Linked DNA regions of Homo sapiens: all the other regions are linked to region 5. A link is a contact called in ENCODE Hi-C or POLR2A ChIA-PET data. All regions are on one chromosome and are shown on one strand. The core of a region is the stretch at or near the end of the contact, and the rest is flanking DNA. Distances in the headings are between cores, read along the strand shown. Region 1 holds the start of EIF2S1 (eukaryotic translation initiation factor 2 subunit alpha). Region 2 holds the start of CGRRF1 (cell growth regulator with ring finger domain 1). Region 3 holds the start of TXNDC16 (thioredoxin domain containing 16). Region 4 holds the start of DDHD1 (DDHD domain containing 1). Region 5 holds the start of PPM1A (protein phosphatase, Mg2+/Mn2+ dependent 1A). Region 6 holds the start of GPHN (gephyrin).

Region 1 (3,688 bases), core at 1,084-3,583, 7.1 Mb before region 5:
CTCAAGAAGTGTCAAATCAGGCAATTAACATAGTAAACTCGGGGAACAACTCTAGCCTTGTGTTCCAGTCCTTGCTCTGCTACTTACTAGAAGTGGCTGCTTGGGAAAGATAACATCCTTTGAACTGTAGTTTCTCATCTGTGCCATGTACATCACAGGTTTACTGAGGGTATCACATGTATACGTAAAAACATTTTGAAAACCATTATGTGCTAGTCAAACATAAAATATTGAAAGAAAAAGAAGGTATTTCCATTTTGTAATATAATAATTTGTTAATTTTTTTTTCAGTAGCTACTATGTACTAAGCACTAATGATACAACAAGAAAGACTCTTACCAGGCCAGGCGCAGTGGCTCACACCTGTAATCCCAGCACTTTGGGAGGCCGAGGCGGGTGGATCACTTGAAACCAGGAGTTCGAGGCCAGCCTGGTCAACATGGTGAAACCCCATTTCTACTAAAAATACCAAAATTAGCTGGGTGTGGTGGCAGGCACCTGTAATCCCACTACTATAGTGGCTGAGGCAGGAGAATCCCTTGAACCCAGGGGCAGAGGCTACAGTGAGCTGAGATCGTGCCACTACACTCCAGCCTGGGCAACAGAGACTCTGTCTCAAAAAAAAAAAGAAAAAAGAAAAAAGAAAAAAAAAAAAGACTCTTACCTAAGTAATTAAGTATAGAGTGGGAAACAAACTAGCAAGCAAATAATTACAATACAAAGTACTATGAAAGGGCACAGTGAAGCAATGAACAGGAAAGGTGGAACAGAAATACTAAATTATAATACTTCCTTAAGAACAAATGCTTAATAAGTACTAGCGTAGGAGCTAAACTCAAGTAATCCGACATCAAATCCAGAATGTCTTTAACCCACAGAACCTCAATATCACAACATGCTATAATACTCTTATGTGTTCTGATGTAAAAAGTATCAGCCACCTTTCAAAATATATCAACCAAACTCCAGGCTAATTTCAAATACCCTGCATAGTCAGTTATTTTGCATGACAAATGGTAGGTAGGACTTCTTTCTCAAAACAGTGCATGGTCAAACTGCTATAATGGATATAGAAGTTCACATTCCTTTCCAAAATATATTATGTGATGGGGACAACTCTCGTGATAATTCTAATTTGGATCTAACACGTATTAGGAATGCTCTCTGAATGCTAGTTCTTGGTATAGGAGTGCTACATAAGTAAAGCTTTTATTTCATCATTATAGTTGAAAAAGAAAGTTATCACCGAATCTCTACAAACATTACTGTGCATGAGACAACTACATCTTTTGGCACCAGATGAACTAAGAATAGGTAGCAAAGTTCTGTACAAGTCACCCCCAAACTATTGACAGAGATTGTTCCTTGAATAACAACTCAATTGAGGGGAAATAAAGACTTCTCTGCTATACTTTTTCTCGAAGAAACCATGTTTTTTGCTTAATAAAAATTTAAAAAGCCTAAGTTTTGAGGATAAAGAGACCTCAGCATGACTGTGTATTTAACCCGAAAATATATCCTTATCTTAGGTTTTAGTTATGCTTAACTAACATAGTTAACCTAACATATGCTTAACACAGTTCTATTCTCATTGTCGCCAAAATACGACAAACTGATAGTAACAGTAATAAACTCAAGTCTCATTTAGTTTTGGTTCAAGGGGTGACTCATTCAATTATCAGATGAAAAACTACTCGGACCCCGCTCTTTCCAACACGGTGCCCGTCCCACAGGTTTCTCAGGTAAGAGGCCAGTTTGGTTTCCACTGAGACGCAGGGGAAATTTTTGGTAGAGCTGTTGGGGCGGAAGAAAAGATGGAATTCTCAAGCCTGGAAAAAGCAAAGTGCTCAGCGTCCTGAGCCGGGGTTAAGAGTTACGGTGTCACAGCGTTCTCCTGAGACCGCCCCATCGTCATGGCATTCTCACTTTCGGCATATTGTAGAGGCTGTACAATCCACTCGGCCCACTTTCCTTCACGAGATTCCTCTGCTCGAACAACGATGCCTCTGGAACACAGGATGACCTACACGGAGCCGGCGAGGAGGCCCACGACAGCGCGGGTGGTGGCGGTGCTGTCCAGCCACTTCCCGCGCAGGGACGGGAAAGGGAGGTATTAGCCCGGGGCCTACCCGCTCTCGAACACCCATGTCACTGGACACAAACCAAAGTGAGTTCCTGGAGAAACCGAGCTTGGGATTAGTCACCTGAGGTATGTGTGTGATTCCCGCACTGGAGCCCAGAGCCGACTTCTTCAATCACAGAGACCAGACTTGCTTCCCCCTCACCGGCCGCCGATCCTCCTCAGCGTGCGCTTCGCTCACTCCACCGCGCATGCGGAACCTCCTCGCATGCGCAAGCGCTGAACGAATAGAGGCCCCTCTTCATCATTAACCATAGAGTCTGGGTCCTCCGAGAACAAGGACGAATGTAGATCATGGAAGGACCTGAAAAGTACTGTTTCTCGCTATCTTAGCTTTAGCTAAGTAACCTTCAAGGCGCGAGAAAGACATAGGACTCCGATTCCTTGCCTCTGAAGAATGAATCCTCTTTCAAAGTTTCAGCTAACCATGAGATGGCGCTGTGACCAAAGACGAAAGGTGGAGAAAGACAAGGCGTGCACGCTTCGCTCCTAGTCTTTGGCCTGGCGCGTGCCGCGTATTGCGCAGCCGCAGGGAAGCTGGATGGGGAGGGGTTGGGAGGCGAACCGGAATTGAGGGGTGGTTCCGCGGTGCGCGCGCCTCGACATCCGGGCAACGCCTCTGTTCTGTCCTCCCCCTTCGTCGCCTGTGACAACCGGAAGCGGAAGTGAAAATGGGTGTCCCTGCTGCCTCTTAGCAACAAGAGGGGTCAAGTGACACAACCAGCTGACTCCCGTAGAGGAAGACACTGTGGAGGCCAGTTCTGGAGCTATTGCAGCCTCGGTTGCCCGGCCGGGGACCCGAGCCGAAAAGTTATCGTCAGAATGTCGGGCAAAGACCGAATTGAAATCTTTCCCTCGCGAATGTAAGTAAAGGAATGGGATAAGCCGCTTTCACAGGTTTAGGAACCCGGAGCGCGGTCCCTTCAGACCCTGGGCCACAGTGAGGGTCCTTGTTTCCTGGGAGGATCCTGAGCTTTTCCCAGGTTCTTTTCTTGAGTCTAGGGCGAGGCTTCCTGACGGCCTCTTCGCGCATTCCTCCTGAGTGAATCAGGCTGGACGAAGCGATCCCAGCCGGTAGGAAAAGGCGCCCGGCCGGCGGGCTTTTGTGGAGGTCTGCTGTCTTTATTCATTAATGGATTCATCCATTCCACATACCCTTATTGAGCCGGGCACTGGATTTATATAACTGAACCGTCGCCACCTCTGCCCTACAGAGCTCACAGTTTACGTAGCCAGACATTCGTCTGGAAAGGCCAAGGAGGTTTTAATAAATGCTCTGAGAAGGGAAGTTTACTGAGGATATAGAAGAGGTCCCTAAGCCAAAGTGGGGATGGAATCGAATCGCCCTAGCATAGCCCTCGGATTCGATCTTGGATCCCCTTACTCATTTTCCAAGATCCCGCCAAATGTCACCTGCTGTGAGAGGATATCCCTGTGTTTCTGAGGCACTGCTTTTGCTCTCTCACCGCTGCACCTTGTTCAGACCTGTGTTAATACCGGTCATCACGCTGTAAAGTAGATATTTGTTTATGTGTCTTTCTCTCCCAC
Region 2 (4,008 bases), core at 214-2,713, 5.7 Mb after region 5:
TAACCAATTGTGTAAGATTGGTCTTTGTTTTCCAATCTTACCCCCACAAATAAGGAATTTGTATTTCCAATCCTCACCCACATACAAGGCAAGGAATTCTATGCTCTATTGCTGGTAGGGTGAGGAGCAGTGTGGACAGGTTAAAACTTTTGTCACTTCCTAAAGATGGCATATATTTTCAGAAACCGACAAGGGCCCGTGTTCTTTAAGGCAATCACATATATGTGACCAAAGGCTATTTTAAAACTCGTTTTACGTAGCCTTCTTTATTCACTAACATGTTCTCTGCCCCTATGCTCATGCTGTCTTCTCTGAGATGCTTTTTCTTCCCTACTATATACATTTAACTCCATTTATTTTTCAAAATGCTCATTCTCCAAAATCCAGCTCATGTCCCTCTTCAACAGAGTCCCCTCTGACCTCTTCAGACCATGGCTGTTATCCACTTAGAACTGCTGTTTGATCTTTTTGTAACTATTATCATCTCAAAGGGATTTTGGAGGCTGCAGCCTAGAAAAACTGTTGTGGGCTAGTTACACGGTTTCAACTCGTTATTTACAAGGCTTGTCTAAACATGATACAATAGCATCTCCTCAAGAGAGAAATTGAACCTCTAGGCTAGAAGAATTGCTCAGCGGTTATCTAACAGACCATTCTCCTTGTCTCCAATAGGCAACTGTCCTACCCTCGGTGTTACATATTTCTAAGGTCTCTTCCAGCTCTAAAATTATGATTTTACAATTCTATCGACTAAATATTACTTCAAAAGGTGTGGAATGTATACAGAAACCATTAAATTCTCAAACGGTAACAGTTCAGTTACAAGTTACTCTGAAAGATCTGAGGCTAAGGGCTCCATTCAGGTCAGAATCACAACTGTTAACCTCGCTTACTGTCCAGTCTGTGCACTGTAGCACAGGTGACTAACTCATCCAGGACACACAGTAGGCCCGAATCCGGGACAGAAGCCTACTAGAGAAGCACTTTCTCCCAACACCAAGCCCAAGCCCAAGCCCTTCCTGGCTGCTTTATCGCCTAGAAACAAAGCTGAGTAAAACACCCCAATGCGGTACCACCCCAAGATGCCCCAGCGACACGGACCAAACGGTGATGCAGGGCAGTGACGCAGGTGCAGCGTCCACCTTGTTTTCCTCCCAGAGAAAGTCGGAGTTCTAGGCACCCGGGGACACCGAATCCCCGACGTCCTCCGGCCCGCGGCCCTCCGGCTCCGGTGCCCCCTGCTGCTCGTCGCGACCCCACTCTGGCGGTATCCGCCCCTTCGTCTCTCACCCCTGGGACACTTACCATCCCAATACCAGGCCGGTGGTCACGATGAAGCAGGTAAAGACCACCGCGATGTAGAAAAGCGGCGAGTATTCATAAAGCGTTACCAGAAACACCGCAGCCATCAGGGTCTTGCTCTGGGTAGAGCCCGGCTCCAGCCGCGGAGCCCAGCCCAGCCCGGCTGAGCCCCGCCCGCCCGGCCAGGGTAAAAGCCACTACAGTGCCCCGGAGCGGACAAACTTTGTAGGTCCGCACTTGCCTGGGGTTCTCATGAGCTAGACTTTAGGGCAGCCTCGCGGACAGCGGGAGCTGGCGTGCCAATCACGGCGCCCCCTGCCGGACACGCCACGCCCCTCCCGCTCCCGTCCCGAGCTATTGGCTACGCAGACCTGGGATGGGGGGGGCCCGACTCGCACCGCCCCCGACTCCCAGGATTGGTACCCAGCGGGCGTCTTAAGCGCTGTGGCCCAGTGGTCATTGCTGTTCCGCCGGCAAATTCTAAGTAGACTTTGGGGCCAACTCTGTGCCAGCCTTAGGCAATGTAGGTTTTCTGATGTCAGAGAGAGGCGCAGTCTGAAATCTACGTGCATCGTTTCTAAATCCTGAAACCCTGCCTATTATATCTTAGGCAAATTTGGGAGAGGGTGGAGGAGGAGGAGGAGGAGGGCGGGCATCTTGGATTCTACAAAATGAAATAACCATAAGCACAGTGAAAACACAAAAAAAGGAGTCTCTACCACAAGCAATTTATACGAGACTTGTCAGCCTTTTCAGATTGGACTTAATCATAGAGGAAAATCAGCATTGCTTATCCAAGATTCTCTTAGAAATAAAGCATCCGCTTCCTCCCACATCCCCCTCCTTTTCTCCTCTTCTTGTACTCCTCAAATTAGAATTAGCCAAACATTTGAAACTGTATTTGTTTCCACTTTAAGAATAATTTTTAAAAAACTTTTTAAATCACACAGAAGCTTTTTAAAAATTACTGAAAGTAGCTAAATGGTCACTCCCTTGTCTCAACCCTGTGAGTCAGCTCCATCAAGGTGGCCTCCCTGAAAGTCTTTCATAACAGTTCATTGACACCTCGTTGGTTTGCATTTACTCCTAAAGCCACATCTAGCCACATCAGAGAATGGGGATATGTAGTCTTATTATTCGTGAGCAGCAACACACCCTGGTACAAATCAAGAGTTTTGTTACTGAGGAGGAAAGAGAATGGACATTGGGATAGTTAACTAGTAGCCTCTGTCACACTCCTAAATCACCAGTAAAATTCGTGTTGAGAAAGATGAACTAAGTTTGTCCTATGGCCTCACATATTCCTTGGCAAATGAGCACGTAGTCTCTGGAGCAGCACTGTTTGAGAAGCTTGCTTCTACAACACAATTTTTAATTACTATATATCTGATTTGTGAAAATATATACTTTAATCAGCCCTCAACTGTTGGAGAATTTTTCATTGCTATAAATAACACTGCAATGAACATCCCTACAGCTAAAGTATTTCCTTAGGATAAATTACTAGAGGTGGAACTATGGTTTTAAAAAATGTACATTTTAAAGATTTTGTAAAAACACTGCTCTCCAGAAATGTACCAATTTGTATTCCCAGTTTTTCATCCACAGTTTTGCCATCATTTGATATTGTCACTTAACAAAAATATTGGCCAATCTGAAAGGCTCCCTTCTCCAGCAAGCCTTCCTGGATGCTTCCAAACCCTTGGGGAGATGCCTCTCCCAAAGCACCCAGTATGTAACTGTATGGGAGCCCTCTTATTTCTGGTGTGAGCACCTGCTCACTAGTGTATTTAGCCTGCTAGGAACCCAGCTCTCTGAGCACAGGAATGACACATAATTGATGTTTGTGCCACCGGTACCTAGTATATGTCGGGTAGTCATATTACTGAATTAATAAATAAATGAAATAAGCTTTTCTCCATGAGATTACTTGGAAGCACAAAGTATCTATATTAGAGTTTTTTAAAAAAAAGTTTGACTCTCAGATGAACAGGAAGAATGACTGTTCTTTATTATCTATAACTGATCTAGTTTAGCTTGAAACCCCACCCTAGACCCAGCATGGTGGCTCATGCCTGTAATGCCAGCACTTTGGAAGACCAAGGCCAGCACTTTGGGAGACCAAGGCAGGGAGATGGCTTGAGCCCAGGAATTGAGACCAGCGTCAGCGACATAGTGGGACCCTGTCTCTACAAAAAATTAAAAAATTAACTGGGCGAGGCAGAAGGATTGCTTGAGCAAGGGAGGTTGAGGCTGCAGTGAGCCACGATTGTGCCGCTACACTCCAGCCTGGGTGACACAGCAAGACGCTGTCTCAAAAAAAAAAAAAAAAAAAGCAAAGCAAGAACCTGTCTCAAAAAAGAAGAAAAAGAAAGAAGCCCCACCCTACTATTAGACGGGGTAAAAAGAGAAGACAATGTGAGCTTAAATTTATCAATAAAAAGTATCTTAGGCCGGGCATGGTGGCTCACGTCTGTAATCCCAGCACTTTGAGAGGCTGAGGTGGGCAGATAACTGAGGTCAGGAGTTTGAGACCAGCCTGGCCAACATGGCAAAACCCCATCTCTACTAAAAATACAAAAATTAGCCCAGCATGATGGCGGGCACCTGTAATCCCAGCTACTCAGGAGGCTGAGGCAGGAGAATTGCTTGAACCCGGGAGGTGGAGGTTGCAGTGGGCTGAAATTGTGTCACTGCACTCCAGCC
Region 3 (4,001 bases), core at 1,502-4,001, 7.7 Mb after region 5:
TTACAGTGAATCATTCATATTATTTTGTAAATCAAAATATATAGGGAAAAAACAAGTCATCTGATGCCCCTGGCATAAAAATCGCTAGTCACTTTCAGGTAAACATCTGAACCTGGAGTAAAAGCTTCAGCGTTGAGAAGTCACTAACGCACTATCTGAAATGGTGGCAGGAAGATTACAATGTATCAGTTTAAGTATAAAGGGTAGAAGTGTTATAACAGCTTAAACGACAACTAGATTAGAACACCCTCAAATAAGTGACACGACTATGGCATCATTTGATTTGTGATAACCTATGCTTCTTATTTCCGCTTACTGGTTTGCGTTTTTGTCATTGTATTGTTTGGACTTTCAAAGGATGGAGAAGGAAAATAATAAAAGTTAAATTAGTTTTGTTGTTTTCAACTATTGTTTTTAGTGTGCTAAATAGCTGACATTATGACTGATTATAAAATTATGCATTCTACTTCCTATTAAAGGAGAAAAGAGTTGGTTTATGCAGGAAATATAAACACTTAATATACGTCATTTTTTTTTTTTTTACTTTTGCTTGGAACTACATTAATTCCATCACCTCCAAAAAAGCCTTTGAGAGGATTAGCTGCATAGGCCAATATTATTCTATATTAGTCTGTATTAAGCATATGATGTCACCTTGCTTCCTCCCCTCCTCAAGCTTTTCTTTTGGTGGGAAGGAGGACTTTTTTGGGGGAAAGTCTTAAAATATTATGGCTTAAATACCACAAGCTGACACACATGATTGACAACCTTACACTCCCAAACCTGTTTGAAATGGGTCAAATACCTAAGCGCTGCAGAACAATGCAATCCAACCAGCAATTCCCCATAAAAGAGAAAGGGGGTGTGATTAGGTTCCAGATATTAAGCAAGTTATTGCAAAAACAGTTTGGTGGTTTTGTTTCTGCAATAGGCACAGGTTAAGCTAGTATTTTTTTCTCTTAATTAGCTCCAAAAAAGACTATGCTAATAGGAGGTAGGATAAACCGCTAAAGCACGAAGCAACTGGGGCAAACATTAAGGGCTTTATGGAGGTCCTTATCCTGATCCTCAGCATTGGTTATTGATCATCAACCCTGCTGGGGAACTATCGAACGAAATTTATGTGAGGCTTATCGAGCCACAGGAAAGGAGATGCAGGAGGGAATATAAGCTTCTAATAAAAGAAACGCAGCAACAATAGCAGAGGAACAGCTCTGCCTGGTGACGTAATGGCTGGCAGCAGTCCAGCTTCAGCAGAGCTGCTGCTACCTCAGCATCCAACCTCCCTCAACACAGTCCGGCTTCGGCAGAGCCACCGGGGCTGCTACTTCTTGCGATGCCACTTTGTTGGTGCCACCAACGCCTTACCTCGGAGGGCCAGAACACCGAACAAAGGGTTCGTTCCGTTGCTGTTTTAAGTTGTCAGACACACACACTCACTCACTCACCCCCTAGCCCGAACCCCTCAGTAATCAAGCCAATCAGCCACTTAAGTTTAAGGCGAAAACACTGGCTCACACTCCAGGTGTGCCTCAGTTTCCCCAGGCTGGTTTCCAGTCCGCCTCTCGCTGCCCACCCCCCGCCCCCGCTGGTCCTCAGCGGGAGTTGATCCCGGCGGCCCCGCGCACCCGCCCGGGCCCCGCATGCCGGCCCTCCCGCCTTACCTCCGCCAGGTAGAGGTTGAGGAGACAGAGCGTGGAGAACTGGAGACAGGAGGGGAAGCAGTAGAGCAGCCAGTGGGGGAAGAAGTGCAGGTGAGCGGGCGGCCGGAGCAAGGGCAGGGAGCCGCTGAGCGAGAAGGCGGCGGAGAAGAGGGTGGTCCTGAGCGCTGCCCACAGGAGACAGAGGAAGAGGCAGAGGCTCTGGTAACTCAGCCGCCGCTCGCGGTACAGGAGCAGCCGCCACAGCTGCAGGTAGGCAAAGGCGAACAGCGCGGCGTAGAGCAGGGCGTGCAGGACGCTCAGCGCCAACTGCACGGAGCCCGGCACCGCGGCGCCTGAGGCTGCAGCGACGGCGCCTCCGCCTCCGCTGCCCCCGCCGGGCGTGGAGGGCTCGCGGCCGGCTGCGGGGGCGGCAGCGGCCGCCGGACCCGGCACGGACACCCTCATGAGGGGGCTGGGGGCCGGGCGAGCGAGCGCGGGAAGGAAGGGGCTGGACTCGGAGCCGCCGTCGAAGGGGAGAAGGACTGCCCCCTTACCCCCCACCCACCCCAGCCTCTAACCCCAGGAAGCGCCGTGACGGGACCCGGAGTCCAGCGCAAAGCAGCCGCGGCTCCCCCGGACCCCGCCTCCTCTTTCCCCCCACCCCCCGGGGGTCTCGGCTCCTCCTGCTGCGGCTCGGCTCCGTAGCTGCAAAAAACAACTCTCGGCTGGAGACAATCAGCTGAGAAACCCGAGCATTTGAGGCGCTCGCTCCGCACTGTGGGCTCGCGCCGATTGGCCCAGGCAGGCACGCCCCCTGAGCGCCGCGCTCGGAAGGCCACGGGCCGCAGGACCCGTCGCTCGAGGGCCCCGAGATCTGATTGGGCGCGTAATTTCCCTACTTTCTCCCGCCCCTGTACTTCCCACCCACGCTGCTGATTGGCCCTGCTACTGCACCGCCCGTTCGCGCCGGCGGGAGGACTCTGTAATCGTCTGTCACTCTCGCTCCGCCCACCACGTTTCCCATTGGTTAGAGAGTGCCTCGCGTAGGGAGCACGAGGAGAAGGAGGAGCTTCGCAGGTTGTTTTTTCCCAGGAGGCCGACTCCGCCGAGTCGGTGGCGGCTGCAGGCTGGGAGGGAGAAGTGCTACGCCTTTGCAGGTTGGCGAAGTGGTTCCAGGCTACCCGGCTAGTCTGGCACGGCCCCGTCTTCTGCCTCCTCCTCCGTCGCGTGGCGGCGGGAACTGTTGGCCGCGCGGCCTCGGGAACGGCCCAGGTCCCCGCCCGCAGGTCCCGGGCAGGTAGGTGACAGCGCTGGCCCTTCAGGCTGTGGGCTCTGCCTGCAGACCCGGGGATTCAGACGAAGCAGCTTTCTGTAGCCAGGGCTGCACTGCACAGCTCCGGAGTCTGACTTAAGACACCCGTCTCTGGGGCACCGAAGGGCCTCACCTGGAGCCTCCTGAGGGCATTTTGCTTTCTCTTTTCGCTGCATGAACGGCGGGAAACACCGGAGCCCTTTGTGGGTCGAGGGGATGGAAAGGGGCGACGGGGAGAATCGGAGCTCTTAAGTGAAAGACCCTTTCCTCCCAAGGCCAAGGGAAATGTCTCTTAAGGAAGAGTAGTAGTAGTATCAGATGGATGTTGAAGCGATCTGTGAGCAGGGGGAAGCTGGTTCTTTCAAACGTAGAATTTGGGAAGATGCTCTGGGCTTAAGTTTTGGGAAAAAGGCAGAAACAGACTTGTAAGTATGATGATTGCCTGGAGAGGAAGTAGAATATTCTGTACTGTTTAAATTCCACATGTATCGAAGCCTTGGACCTGTGTATGGTAGATGGTGGCGCTATTCCTGGGCCTGAGAGAGAAAATACATGCTGTGTTACTGCTGTGAAGAACCGAGGAATAATCAGATCGACTAACGTATATTGGGCCGGCACATAGTTGTTGACTTTTTTTTTTCCTATTTGGAAATAAGATTAGCAAGTAGTGCAAAATTAAAAGGAAATAATTTGTTTTCTTTAGAATACACAGCACATTACGAATTCAGTATCCTTGTGAAAGACATTGCTACGTTTATTGGAGCAACAAAGACCCAGCTTTTCTTACCTCACCATCCTTTGTCCTATGCTTTTTTTTTTTTTTTTCCTTTTTTTCATGCAGGGTCTCGCTCTGTCGCCCAGGCTGTAGTGACAGTTCACTACAAACCTCCACCTCCTGGGCACAAGCAGTCCTCCCACCTCAGCCTCCCAAGTAGCTGGGACTACAGGCACTGGAGCCACCATGCCCGGCTGATTTTTTTTTTTTTTTTGGTAGAGACGAGGTTTCACTATATTGTCCAGGCTGGCCTTTGTCATATGCTTTGCCC
Region 4 (3,715 bases), core at 1,038-3,537, 7.1 Mb after region 5:
AGTGTGGCATTTCCCCAGTGAACCACAAGAGGATAATCTTCTCAAAATAACCAAATAAGCACACTTAAAAGTAATAGAAACATTCATTCAATGCAAAGCAGAAAGTACTTTTTTTTTTTTTCCAAGACGGAGTCTCGCTCTGTAGCCCAGGCTGGAGTGCAGTGGCGTGATCTCGGCTCACTACAAGCTCCGCCTCCCGGGTTCACGCCATTCTCCTGCCTCAGCCTCCCGAGTGGCTGGGACTACAGGTGCCCGCCACCACGTCCAGCTAATTTTTTGTATTTTTTTTTAGTAGAGACAGGATTTCACCATGTTAGCCAGGATGGTCTCGATCTCCTGACCTCGTGATCTGCCCGCCTTGGCCTCCCAAAATGCGGGGATTACAGGCGTGAGCCACCGCGCCCGGCCTTAGTACTTCTTTTTTTTTTTTTTTTTTTTTTTTTTTTTTTTTTTAACAGAGGATAATGTTAACGGAAATTGTGTAGTCAAGAGTTAAAATCTGGCCAAAATAATCTGACCAGATAGTTATATAGTTAGGCTACATTCTATCAAGAAACATAAAGGAATAGAGATATTTTAAATGTTGTGATATTCCTTATTTATAATCCCCTTCATAGTACTTTTCATACTGTACTATAATATAATGTATCTGTTTACTTGTCTGTATCCCCCTCTAGGCTGTAAGTTCCTTGAAGAAAGAAAGAACTCTCTCCCATTCTCTCTTATAGTAGAAGTTAGCATAGAGGTGCCTGGCATATAGGTGGCCAGACACCTATTCAAACCCTGTAGAATGAATGCTTTTACAGCTAGTAAACAGACCAAAGCCCATACCCAATATCATATGCTGCATATTGTCAATAGAAATACTGGAGGAGCAACTGGGAAGCAGGCACTCAGAAATTTTTTTTGAGTGGTAAAGAGGGTCCTGATCTTAGATGCTTTCAGTCAGAGCTGCAGTATACAGTTGGATAGGTTGTTCACTGCACAAGGTTAACCAGCTAAGGGCACTAATTGGGGCAGAAAATCCAGCCTGTATTCTACTTGACAAGCCATCAACTCCAACACCGCTCTGTATCTGCCCACAGGAAGCAATGCCTTTTTTCAAATTCCTACAAAGGCCCTGTACAAACTTCAGATAGTCTTGATTTAAATAATGACAGAGTAATAATGTCTGACAGGTTACATCTCAGGAGCAAGAAAAATTGCCCTACCAATCTGATTCCACCAGAGAGTAAAAGAAATAGTGAAGACTGTCTATTCTTAAAATGAAAACACTGAGGTTGGAGATGGTTTTTCTCTGGATTCTCAACATAGGGTGATGTGCTTACAAAATAATTTTTTTTAAATAAAAAAGACCCACATAAGGGAGCCTCTGTATTCAACTTGATCCCAGAATATGAGTTACAGAATCAGAGATGCATAAAAATCTGGAAGAAACCTTAAAGTTCATAGAATTCCATTGCTAGAAGGAACTTTAGATATCATCTGGTCCAAGAATCTTAATTTTACAGATGAGGAAACCAAAAAGATCAGGAAGATTATGTGATTTGCCTGTGGATGGTTAGCAAAGCTAAATCTAGAACCTGGTTGTTTTCTACCTCTCAATCGAACACTCTTTACCACAGCTGGTTGGACTTGACATCATTATAATCAACTAAGACTGATTGCGCACCCACTGTGTGGGAGAGGCTGACATGGACTTGGTTTCCATCAAGGGCCTAGCAATGAGGTTGAGAAAACAGGAAATCCAAGCATCAAAAGATAAGTAATAATATGAGATGGCATATGAAGCAAGGTTTAGATTCCAGTTTCCCAGTGGGAGTGGTGACACCAAGGTGAGTGATGGGTGTGGGGTGGAGTGCCCTCGTATCCACCCACCTATGCGTCCTGGTTCTGTCTGGAGGCACCAGGGCCAGGTGACAAAACGTCCAGGCGAGGCCGCAGTAGGGCCTAAGGTCAAAAAGAGCAATGCTGAATCCTACATCCTGGGGCCCTCCTAACACGTAGCTTAAGGCTCTGGGCTCATGACCCACATTGTAAGGATGAGTGGGGTAAAGCCTATCCACATCTGGGCTGTGAATTCCAGAAGCGGGGGACCGAGGCAGCTGTGCATGAAGACCGCAAGGAAGGAGGAAGGGAGCCGAGGAGGCCCAAGAGCGGCGGGCGACCTGACACCACCCTGCCCTCCCAGCCAGAGGGGCAGGGGGGAACCCCGCGCGCGGCGCCGGTGCAGCCCGGGCTTCCGGGGCGGCGCACGCGGCCGGGGGGCGGGGCGGGGGCCGAAGCACCGCCTACGTCGGGCTGCGTGACAATGGGGCCGGCGGCAGAACGCAGCTGCGGCGGCTGCGGGTCTCGTGGGGGCGGAGCGGTCGCCGCTGCCGCCGCAGCTCGGGTCGGGATTTGAAAGATTAGAAACTTCGGGTGGAGAGGGCGGCGGCGTTGAATGTGTGGCGGAAGCGCTGGGGGTCACGGCTCCGCGCGCCGCCGGACAGCCGGCGGCGTCTCCACAGCATGAATTACCCGGGCCGCGGGTCCCCACGGAGCCCCGAGCATAACGGCCGAGGCGGCGGCGGCGGCGCCTGGGAGCTGGGCTCAGACGCGAGGCCAGCGTTCGGCGGCGGCGTCTGCTGCTTCGAGCACCTGCCCGGCGGGGACCCGGACGACGGCGACGTGCCCCTGGCCCTGCTGCGCGGGGAACCCGGGCTGCATTTGGCGCCGGGCACCGACGACCACAACCACCACCTCGCGCTGGACCCCTGCCTCAGTGACGAGAACTATGACTTCAGCTCCGCCGAGTCGGGCTCCTCGCTGCGCTACTACAGCGAGGGTGAGAGCGGCGGCGGCGGCAGCTCCTTGTCGCTGCACCCGCCGCAGCAGCCTCCGCTGGTCCCGACGAACTCGGGGGGCGGCGGCGCGACAGGAGGGTCCCCCGGGGAAAGGAAACGTACCCGGCTTGGCGGCCCGGCGGCCCGGCACCGCTATGAGGTAGTGACGGAGCTGGGCCCGGAGGAGGTACGCTGGTTCTACAAGGAGGACAAGAAGACCTGGAAGCCCTTCATCGGCTACGACTCGCTCCGCATCGAGCTCGCCTTCCGGACCCTGCTGCAGACCACGGGTGCCCGGCCCCAGGGCGGGGACCGGGACGGCGACCATGTGTGCTCCCCCACGGGCCCAGCCTCCAGTTCCGGAGAAGATGACGATGAGGACCGCGCCTGCGGCTTCTGCCAGAGTACGACGGGGCACGAGCCGGAGATGGTGGAGCTTGTGAACATCGAGCCTGTGTGCGTGCGGGGCGGCCTCTACGAGGTGGATGTGACCCAAGGAGAGTGCTACCCGGTGTACTGGAACCGTGAGTAGCGGGCCGGGGTTAGGGCAGGACGGGCTGCCCCTGCATGGGCCGATGCGCACCGGTGTGGGTTTGGGACTGGTCGCCGCGAAGAGGGAGGCGCGTGAGGCCTGGCGTTTGGCTGGGGCAGGATGGAGATTGAGCAGGGAGCGTCGGCAGCTGAAGGGTAAACGAGCAGATGGCAAAACCCAAGCTGCCTGGGGTCAGGAGGACTGGATACCTTCGGGGGTAGCGCCTCCTGGGTGAGCCGGGTGCTGCTGCCATCCCCTGGAAGTGATCCAGGACCGGATCCGCAGCCCGAGGTTTAATTTCGTGATCCTACCAGCTTTGTCCACCTGGGGATCTGGTTCTGTCTCATTTACCCTAAAC
Region 5 (3,490 bases), core at 278-2,777:
GTGCAAGTTTGAAAAGACTGTTTTACAAAACAATTGTTAAAATGTCTAATTTCTCTCAATAATGTCAAAATCATTTCCTTTGAGAAAATGATACCTATCTCTCATACTCTTCCAACCACTTCTTAAAACACATTCAGCTCATTATTCCAATGAGCAGGAAACTTGCGGGGAGGTGGGGCTAGCACACAGATCCCATGGCTTGGACAACTGAAGCATGACTTTTGTGGATTTGTACCATGTGGTGTTTCAGGAGAGAAGAAAAATACCTCAGGTGATGAAATTTTCAAAACGTATCTAAAACTGCAGTTGGTAGAAGGCTCTCCACAGCCAGCTGTCTTTCAAGAAAAGGCTCCAAGTTTATTTAAAATCTACAAGCAGAACAGAACCATACCTCAACCAAGCTCTAACATCAAGAAGTTTTACCCGATTTACGTAGTTAAAAGGATAAGAAATCGGAATTTACTTCAATGGATTTGTTCGATGCCTTAATAATGAATGAACTAGAGGCATCACTCACTGACTTGAGTTCTGAAGGAGTCTCTCAGCCCTGCCCCCTGTAAAACCTTAAGCAATTTCTACAGAATTAGGTTTTTCGAGGCTAAGCCCGGTTCAAAGGAAGTCTCCCCGCCTCCCTCCCAGGGGCTGAAGCCCAGGACAGCCGGGGCGGCGCGCCCGAGCGGGTGGGGGCGCGGGGACGCCCCCTCCCCGCTCGGGAAAAGTTCTGCAGGCCGCTCTCCGGCCAGGCCGGCCTGCGGCCGTCGCCTGCTTCGCCGCCACAAACACCCATCTCGGCCGCGGACGGCCAGAGGGTCGCGCCCCCTCCCCGCGCCACCGCAACTAACACCCCGCCCCCGCCTCCCCGCCACCGCCCTCGCCGAGCGTTAACCCCTCGCCGTCCGCCGCCCGGCTCGGGGGAGGAGGCCGGCCAGGGGGTGGAGTTGTCGCGTCTCCTCCCGGGAGCGCCCGGGCAGACGCCCGGCTTGTTTACAGGCCCCAGGCCTGCCCGCCGCCGCCGCCGCGCAGGCCCGCACCGCCCGCCAGCCCGCCGTCGGCCCGAGCGCCGCACTTACCCGGAGCAGCCGCAGGCGGGCAGGTCCCTGGTCGGCCGAGGCGGCGGCGGCGGCAGCCGGGGAGGGGGTCACCGCGGCGGCGACGGCGGCAGCCGGGGGAGGGGTCACCGCTGCAGCGGCGGGCCAGGTCAGGCTGGGGAAGGGGCGGAGGAGGGGAGGAGCCGGGCTGCGTCCGGGCCCCCGGCTGTCGGCGCCCTCGCGGCTCAGATCATCCGGGCGTTGGAGAGGGAGGCAGAGAGCGGGTCCCGGAGAAGGAGGAGGAAGAGCCGAGGACTCATCGCTTTCGCGCCTCAGCTGTCTAGAGTCCCCCCACCCCCCCCTCCCCAACCACCCGTTCCGGAGCAACAGCCGCCTGAGGACCCGAAGCTGCGGGCCGGACGAGCGCCGAGACCACTGCTCTCTAGCTCCCGCGCGCGCTCCCGTCCCTAGCGCCGCCACCGCCGCCGCCGCCGCCTCTAGCGCGGCCCCGCGCAGGCGCGCTCACGACCGCGTCGCCCCTCCCCCACCCCTCCGCTCGCCCCGCCCCGCTGGCTCCGCCGCCGCTACAGCTGCGGCGCGGCGCGCAGCTACAGAGACCCGGATGTCGTTGGGCAGGAACTGCGGTGAGGGCTGGCGGGCGGGGGAGGGGCCGCCACAGATGACGTCACTGCCTTACCCAGCTTCTTTCTCTGCCGCTGCTGCTGCCGCCGCCTTTGCCTTACGGCCTGGAGCACCAGGCCGAAGCCGAAGGGAGCGTCCGGATCCCGGATAGCAGCCAGGACCCGGGCCTTCACGTTCCGGCGCCAGGGACTGGACAGAATGTGCGGCTATTAGGTGCCCAGTAGATCGACAGCCCCTCCGTGCCGGCCCTTGGCCAAGTAGGGACTCGGAAGCTACCCCTACGGCGTCCGCGCCCGGAGCCCTGGCTCTTCTACCTGCCTGCAGATACAAACCCCACTCCCTGCGAAGATGGTGTACACGCAGCCCCGAGCACAGACCCGAAGCTGTCCACCCTTCTTGGGCGCCGTCGCGGTCTGGCCGCTGCCCTTCGAACCCATGGTGGGTCCCAGGCAGCTGCCAGACCCCCCTACCCCAGAGTCCCACTCCTCCAGAGCCTTCCTCTCCCAGTGACCCCAGGAAGCCCAAGCAGGTGCCACGGCCACACACCTCGCGACCCAAAGGGCAGAGACACAAGCACGCTACCACCGCCCACCAATGTGCGAGTGCAACTGATTCACGCACGGGGCACATGCTCTGAGTTTCTGGCAGGTTTTCCCTCTATAGTTCAGGGGATTCCACATTGTATTTATTTGCACATGTTAGATAATCACGTGGTTCTGTCCCAGGGGACCTCCAACGACCTCCAATGAGGTAGGTTAAGGGAACAGGATTTTTCAAAATCAGGAGAATAATCAGAAACATAACAGCTGCTTCTATTAAGAGGTAGAGATGAGCTAAAGTTAATAGAAACTGCACGTGCCAGCGGCCAAAATCCAGTTTAGCTAGCTGGAAAACCCGACCCACGCTGCTTGCAGACGCCGGGGATAGAATGACAAACCCTAGGCAGCCAATGAATCGCAGCCTAGGAGCAGTACATCACCAGCACGGGTTCCCATTGGCTGGGGTGCCCTTCCCTCTCTTGTCAGCGGCTTAACCAGTTCACGAATTTGACCTACACCACATTCGCAGGAAAAGAAGTTAGAAGAAAAGTCCGTATTTTTAAAAGATGTTCTGATGCACACACAAACCAAAGACTTCATTGTAGAAGGCAGGTTCTTTTACTGGCCAAATTGAGTTCTGGCCAGTAAAAAAGGTAAATTTATGTTGAAGGCCTCTCTATTTTACTTGAGGAGCTCACTATAGCAATTTGCACCCTACTACTTTCTATCTCCTAAACCATTTTGTTGCCCCAACTCTTAGATCAAAAGCAACCTATTTATTCTTTCTGGCATTCAGCAAATATTTAGCTGCTGCTTTTAAAGTTGTAAAAAGCCATCTCTAATTTTCTCAACATGACTTTGGGGAAGGTTCTGTTTCCTTCACTTTTTTTTTTTTTTTTTTTTTTTTTTTTGAGACAGAGTCTCGCTCTTTCATCCAGGCTAGTACAGTGGCACAATCTCGGCTCACTGCAAGCTCCGCCTCCCGGGTTCATGCCATTCTCCTGCCTCAGCCTCCCGAGTAGCTGGGACTACAGGCGCCTGCCACCACGCCTGGCTAATTTTTTTGTATTTTTAGTTCAGACAGGGTTTCACCGTGTTGGCCAGGATGGTCTCGGTTTCCTGACCTCGTGATCCACCCTCCTCGGCCTCCCAAAGTGCTGGGATTACAGTCGTGAGCCACTGTTCCCGGCCAGAATTCCTTAGAAGATGATCGTGGATCATTTCCACATATACAAAATAAAAATAAAATTCACTATGCATTTGGTCTCAGTATCATCTGAG
Region 6 (3,840 bases), core at 47-2,546, 6.3 Mb before region 5:
GAGGGAGGGAAACGCGACCCGGGAAAAGTGCGCTCCTCACCAGCCTCGGGACGCTCTACCGGGGTGGGGGTTCCCAGAAAGGAGGGGGAGAGGAGCCCGAGTAGGGGAATCCTGCCCTCTCAAGTAAAAAGCTGGATCCCCGGCAGCAGGCTGCAGCCCGTCCTCGCTAAGGAAACGACGAGGCAGACAGAGGGCCTTTTGCGCGGAAAGGCAGAAGGCAGACACTTTCCGAGGTCCGGACGCAAGCCGATCCCCCATCCCCCGAGGGAGGCGAAGGGTGCCCCATGGGTGGCTGAGGGGACGCCCGGCCCGCGAGGGACAACCCGAGGAGGAGCAGTTTCATCTGATTAACACCTGAGTCTCGTCCAGGCAAGCACAGATACTGGCGTGGGGCCGCCCAGGTGGGGGGAAGGGAAGGAGAGGAAGGGGGTGGAGATGGGATTCCCCCCTCTCTCTGAAGAGCACTAGCGGAGGATGCGCCCAGGCCAGCCGAGAGCGGCATGCTTCAGACTGCGGAGCCGGGATCCCGCCGCCTGCACCGACAGCGCGGAGCCCCGCAGCGCCCTCCGCACCGGCCCCTCGGTCCCCGGGGGCCCAGGACTTTGCTTCCGAAGGCGCTGGGGCCTAACATCCCACGGGGTCGACCCCGGCTCCTGGGGCCTGGGGGAGGGGACCCGCGGGAACACCCCCAATCTCCGGCGGTTCTCAGCGGTTGTAAAATGCACCCCCGCGGTTCCCTTCTTCAGCCTTCCCTCCTCCCGAGGCCGCAGAGAAGGGCCACCACAGGCGAAAAGCCTAAGGCAATGCAGGGACAGCAGCCTCATAGGTCCCAGACCTCCTCCCCCGGTTACCTGTAAGGACTCCGACACGGATTTGATGGTCGTGGTTAGTAAGGATCATTCCCTCGGTCGCCATGTTTCCCAGCGCAGTCACCGCACTGACAGGAGCCGGGAGAAACCGGAGCCCGGAGCGCGCGGGCCGGGAGCGCGCTCGCCGAGGAGAGCGCGACAGCTAGGGAGCCAGAGAAGCGCGAGGAGAGCGGGGAAGGAGGGGGAGGCCACAGAGTGCACGGTGGCCTGCGTGGGGGAGAGGCCGCGCCGGGAGTGCGCGGGTCCGCGGGAGGGGAAGGAGTCAGGGCGCGCGGCCCCAAGTCCGGCAAGAAGGAGGCAAGCTTGGGGGGCGCGGTGGCCGCACGGGGAGAGCGCGCGGAGGCGGCAGAACGAGGCCGGAGAGTGTCGGAACGCTCTGCGGAGCGCGAGACCCAAGGCAGCTAGATGGCAGGACTGAGAGGAAAGGATAGCACACGCTCTGGAGGTTGCGGGGGCGGACTCGGGGACAAGGGCGGAGCTACACCCCTAGGCGTGGAACTCGTGGAGAGTGAGGGGAGGAGTGAGAGCTCGGGTGCTGAGTATTGGGAGCGGGAAGGAGCCGGCCCAGCCTGAGTAGGACCGCGGATCGCTCCTGGGCGCGCGAGTAGCACCGGATTGGCTGAGTGAACGCGGAGCGTGTGCGCGCGAGGCACGAACGCAACCTCGGCCGGGCCCCAGACAGAAGCAATCCCCTGCCGAGCCTGACACCTCGTTGGTTGTCCGCGCCTTAGGCTGGCTCTCGCCGGCGGGCCGGCTTTCTACGCGGGGGCAGCGAGGCTGGCTCAGCACCCCGGGCCTCCTCTTGCAACCCTCGGGAATGGCCGGCCGCCCCACTGAAAGCGCTGGGGAACCGAGAGGTGTCTTAGAAAGCTGCATGAGTGGCAGAACGGTGGCTACTATGACAGAGAGGCCGCCGTGGGCGAAGAGGGAGGTATCCTGTCCTGCCTCGTGCTAGCCGCTGGCTTCCTCAGTGGGCTCTCCCTGAAGGAGGATTTCCGCTTCACCTATGCTTTAGGATTCCATCTCCAGTCAGTGCCTGCAAGACGATCCTCACGTGCGAAACTGAGGAGTCTGAGGCAGGGCAGCTGGAGTGGAGATACCTGGCTTCTCTTCCTCCTGCTGTCCCACGGTTTTGTGGCCTTAAGCCTCTTCGCCATGAGCGCTGCTTTTAGATGAAAAGCATCAATCTCCTTAGCGAACGAGAACGTGTTCCACCTGAACCACAGTCCATTGCCGCGGCGATTTTCATTTCAGTATTCGTGGGATGTGAGATTACCATGAAAGTAGCTTTTGTTGCCATTTATTTCCATGTGCCTTTCATGAAACGTGTTATTAATCACCTGTGGCTATTCTACGTTAGTTTCTTACTATCGTTCTGGACCTTTCAACTTCTGAATTTTAAAAAGTTATATGCGTGTGTGTGTGTGTACACACACTCATATGTATATGTTTTCTCTTCTTAGCTGTAGTAACCTGGAGGCATAAAAGTGAAAAGCAAAGTATTAAAAGATGTATATCAGTGTTTATACACAAATTTCAAAGTCACTTTGATAGGTTTTTTTTTGGTTTTGGTTTTGGTTTTTTTTGATCCGGAGTCTCGCTCTGTCGCCAGGCTCCAGTGCAGTGGCGCGATCTCGGCTCACTTGCAACCTCTGCCTCCCAGGTTCAAGCGATTCTCCTGCGTCAGCCTCCCGAGTAGCTGGAACTACAGGCGCGTGCCACGACACCCAGCTAATTTTTGTATTATTAGTAGAGACGGGGTTTCACCATGTTGGCCAGGATAGTCTCGATCAAGATCTTGACCTCGTGACCCGCCCGCCTTGGCCTCCCAAAGTGCTGGGATTACAGGTGTGAGCCACCGTGCCTGGCCGATTATGAGTTTTTTATTGTTCCGTTGGAACATGAAATTACCCATCCTCTGAAGATTCACGTGCTTATGTATTTCATTTTAAATAATGGGGCCTAAAAGTAGATGATGGATGGAATTGAAGTGGGTAAAATAAATTAATGGCTTTTTTGCTTTTGTTTTTGTTTTTAGTATGTGTATTGCTGGTATTTTTGACAGTAATTAAAAATTTAAGCCAGGTCATGAACTCATTCCCTATCATTGTCACCTTAGATCCTGGTGGCCAACGGGTTGTTAACTAGTTTGAAATGAGAGATAAAGATAAGAAAGTATGTCCAAGAGAATGATTTCCGTTATCTCAAACTAAACATGAAGAGCAAATAGTTGGTTATATTGTTATCTTCCTAACCTATCTCTATTCTCTGCAACACACTCTAAATGATTAGAAAATATCTTGAGCTTATCGTCTGTCTTACATCTATCTTAGACGTAAGGTCTAAACCTGCCCACTAACAGGTTGTGACCCTAAACAAATTTGGGCCTTTTCCTTCATCCTTTAAATAAGATGGTAGACTAAATAAGTACCTTTTAAGTATAGTGGTAGACTAAATAAGCACTCCTTTAATTAGAATATTCTGTAATTATTCATGGAAGAAAACTGGCACTTTATTTCACAAATCAATAATAAGAGGACAAGAGACTAACTTTCTGCATTCATAAAAGGGGTGATGGTTAAATTCATTAAAATTTAAGTGGGAAGGGTGGATATGAATTAAATTTTCTAAAGCAGCAGTCCCCAACATTTTTGGCACCAGGGATCTGTTTTGTGGAAGACAATTTTTCCATGGATGGAGATGGGGAGGGTTGATGGTTTCGGGATGAAGCTGTTCTAGAAAACTGCAGATCATAAGGTATTAGATTCTGATAAGAAGCCACAACCTAAATCCCACGCATCCGCAGTTCACAATAGGGTTCATGCTCCTATGACAATCTAATGCAGCCACTGATCTGACAGGAGGCGGAGCTCAGGCAGTAATGGTTACTGCCTGCTGTGTGGCCTGGTTCCTAATAGGCCACAGATGGGTACCTGTCCATGGCCCAGAGTTTGGGGACCCCTGTTCTAAA

Evidence for each region. A loop is a pair of places that touch in the nucleus more often than their neighbours do. ChIA-PET counts read pairs that join two places held with the same protein, here RNA polymerase II (POLR2A). Pooled maps may share reads with other maps.
Region 1: a map of naive thymus-derived CD4-positive, alpha-beta T cell shows a loop between it and region 5 (20-fold over the local background). The contact joins the promoter of EIF2S1 here to the promoter of PPM1A in region 5. A Hi-C loop is called at or near these places in 1 of 168 maps with a recorded cell type or tissue (naive thymus-derived CD4-positive, alpha-beta T cell) and 4 of 50 pooled maps. POLR2A ChIA-PET finds 5 or more read pairs at or near these places in 1 of 52 experiments (CD4-positive, alpha-beta T cell).
Region 2: a loop to region 5 is called in a pooled map, with 18 times the contacts of the local background. The contact joins the promoter of CGRRF1 here to the promoter of PPM1A in region 5. A Hi-C loop is called at or near these places in 5 of 50 pooled maps. POLR2A ChIA-PET finds 5 or more read pairs at or near these places in 2 of 52 experiments (K562 and OCI-LY7).
Region 3: a loop to region 5 is called in a map of CD8-positive, alpha-beta T cell, with 20 times the contacts of the local background. The contact joins the promoter of TXNDC16 here to the promoter of PPM1A in region 5. A Hi-C loop is called at or near these places in 3 of 168 maps with a recorded cell type or tissue (CD8-positive, alpha-beta T cell, ascending aorta and naive thymus-derived CD4-positive, alpha-beta T cell) and 10 of 50 pooled maps.
Region 4: a loop to region 5 is called in a map of CD8-positive, alpha-beta T cell, with 20 times the contacts of the local background. The contact joins the promoter of DDHD1 here to the promoter of PPM1A in region 5. A Hi-C loop is called at or near these places in 2 of 168 maps with a recorded cell type or tissue (CD8-positive, alpha-beta T cell and naive thymus-derived CD4-positive, alpha-beta T cell) and 5 of 50 pooled maps. POLR2A ChIA-PET finds 5 or more read pairs at or near these places in 2 of 52 experiments (CD4-positive, alpha-beta T cell and naive thymus-derived CD4-positive, alpha-beta T cell).
Region 6: a loop to region 5 is called in a map of CD4-positive, alpha-beta memory T cell, with 24 times the contacts of the local background. The contact joins the promoter of GPHN here to the promoter of PPM1A in region 5. A Hi-C loop is called at or near these places in 2 of 168 maps with a recorded cell type or tissue (CD4-positive, alpha-beta memory T cell and naive thymus-derived CD4-positive, alpha-beta T cell) and 10 of 50 pooled maps.

What each region holds. Positions count from the first base shown.
Region 1 is chr14:67,358,973-67,362,660 of GRCh38, reverse strand. It overlaps EIF2S1 (eukaryotic translation initiation factor 2 subunit alpha), which reads right to left and starts at 2,333. Exons shown (of 8, transcript NM_004094.5): 1 at 2,205-2,333. ATP6V1D (ATPase H+ transporting V1 subunit D) reads left to right here and starts at 2,857. Exons shown (of 9, transcript NM_015994.4): 1 at 2,857-3,003. The coding sequence starts at 2,963. It also overlaps a transcript of GPHN not described here. RefSeq lists enhancers at 2,078-2,877, 2,898-3,117, 2,960-3,688.
Region 2 is chr14:54,507,361-54,511,368 of GRCh38, reverse strand. CGRRF1 (cell growth regulator with ring finger domain 1) reads right to left here and starts at 1,463. Exons shown (of 6, transcript NM_006568.3): 1 at 1,306-1,463. The coding sequence starts at 1,409. RefSeq lists an enhancer at 983-1,212 and silencers at 1,388-1,573, 1,373-1,802.
Region 3 is chr14:52,551,255-52,555,255 of GRCh38, reverse strand. It overlaps TXNDC16 (thioredoxin domain containing 16), which reads left to right and starts at 2,751. Exons shown (of 21, transcript NM_020784.3): 1 at 2,751-2,940. GPR137C (G protein-coupled receptor 137C) reads right to left here and starts at 2,420. Exons shown (of 7, transcript NM_001099652.2): 1 at 1,665-2,420. The coding sequence starts at 2,108. RefSeq lists silencers at 1,951-2,150, 2,161-2,230.
Region 4 is chr14:53,151,895-53,155,609 of GRCh38, reverse strand. It overlaps DDHD1 (DDHD domain containing 1), which reads left to right and starts at 2,287. Exons shown (of 13, transcript NM_001160148.2): 1 at 2,287-3,349. The coding sequence starts at 2,512. DDHD1-DT (DDHD1 divergent transcript) reads right to left here and starts at 2,256. Exons shown (of 3, transcript NR_110062.1): 1 at 1,879-2,256. RefSeq lists a silencer at 2,112-2,441 and enhancers at 3,262-3,461, 3,482-3,531.
Region 5 is chr14:60,247,258-60,250,747 of GRCh38, reverse strand. It overlaps PPM1A (protein phosphatase, Mg2+/Mn2+ dependent 1A), which reads right to left and starts at 1,527. Exons shown (of 6, transcript NM_021003.5): 1 at 1,071-1,527. RefSeq lists silencers at 544-1,283, 1,484-1,583 and enhancers at 1,684-2,033, 2,094-2,143, 1,453-2,181, 2,724-2,973.
Region 6 is chr14:66,505,603-66,509,442 of GRCh38, reverse strand. GPHN (gephyrin) reads right to left here and starts at 1,296. Exons shown (of 23, transcript NM_020806.5): 1 at 852-1,296. The coding sequence starts at 915. RefSeq lists enhancers at 12-61, 312-471 and silencers at 562-711, 1,062-1,251.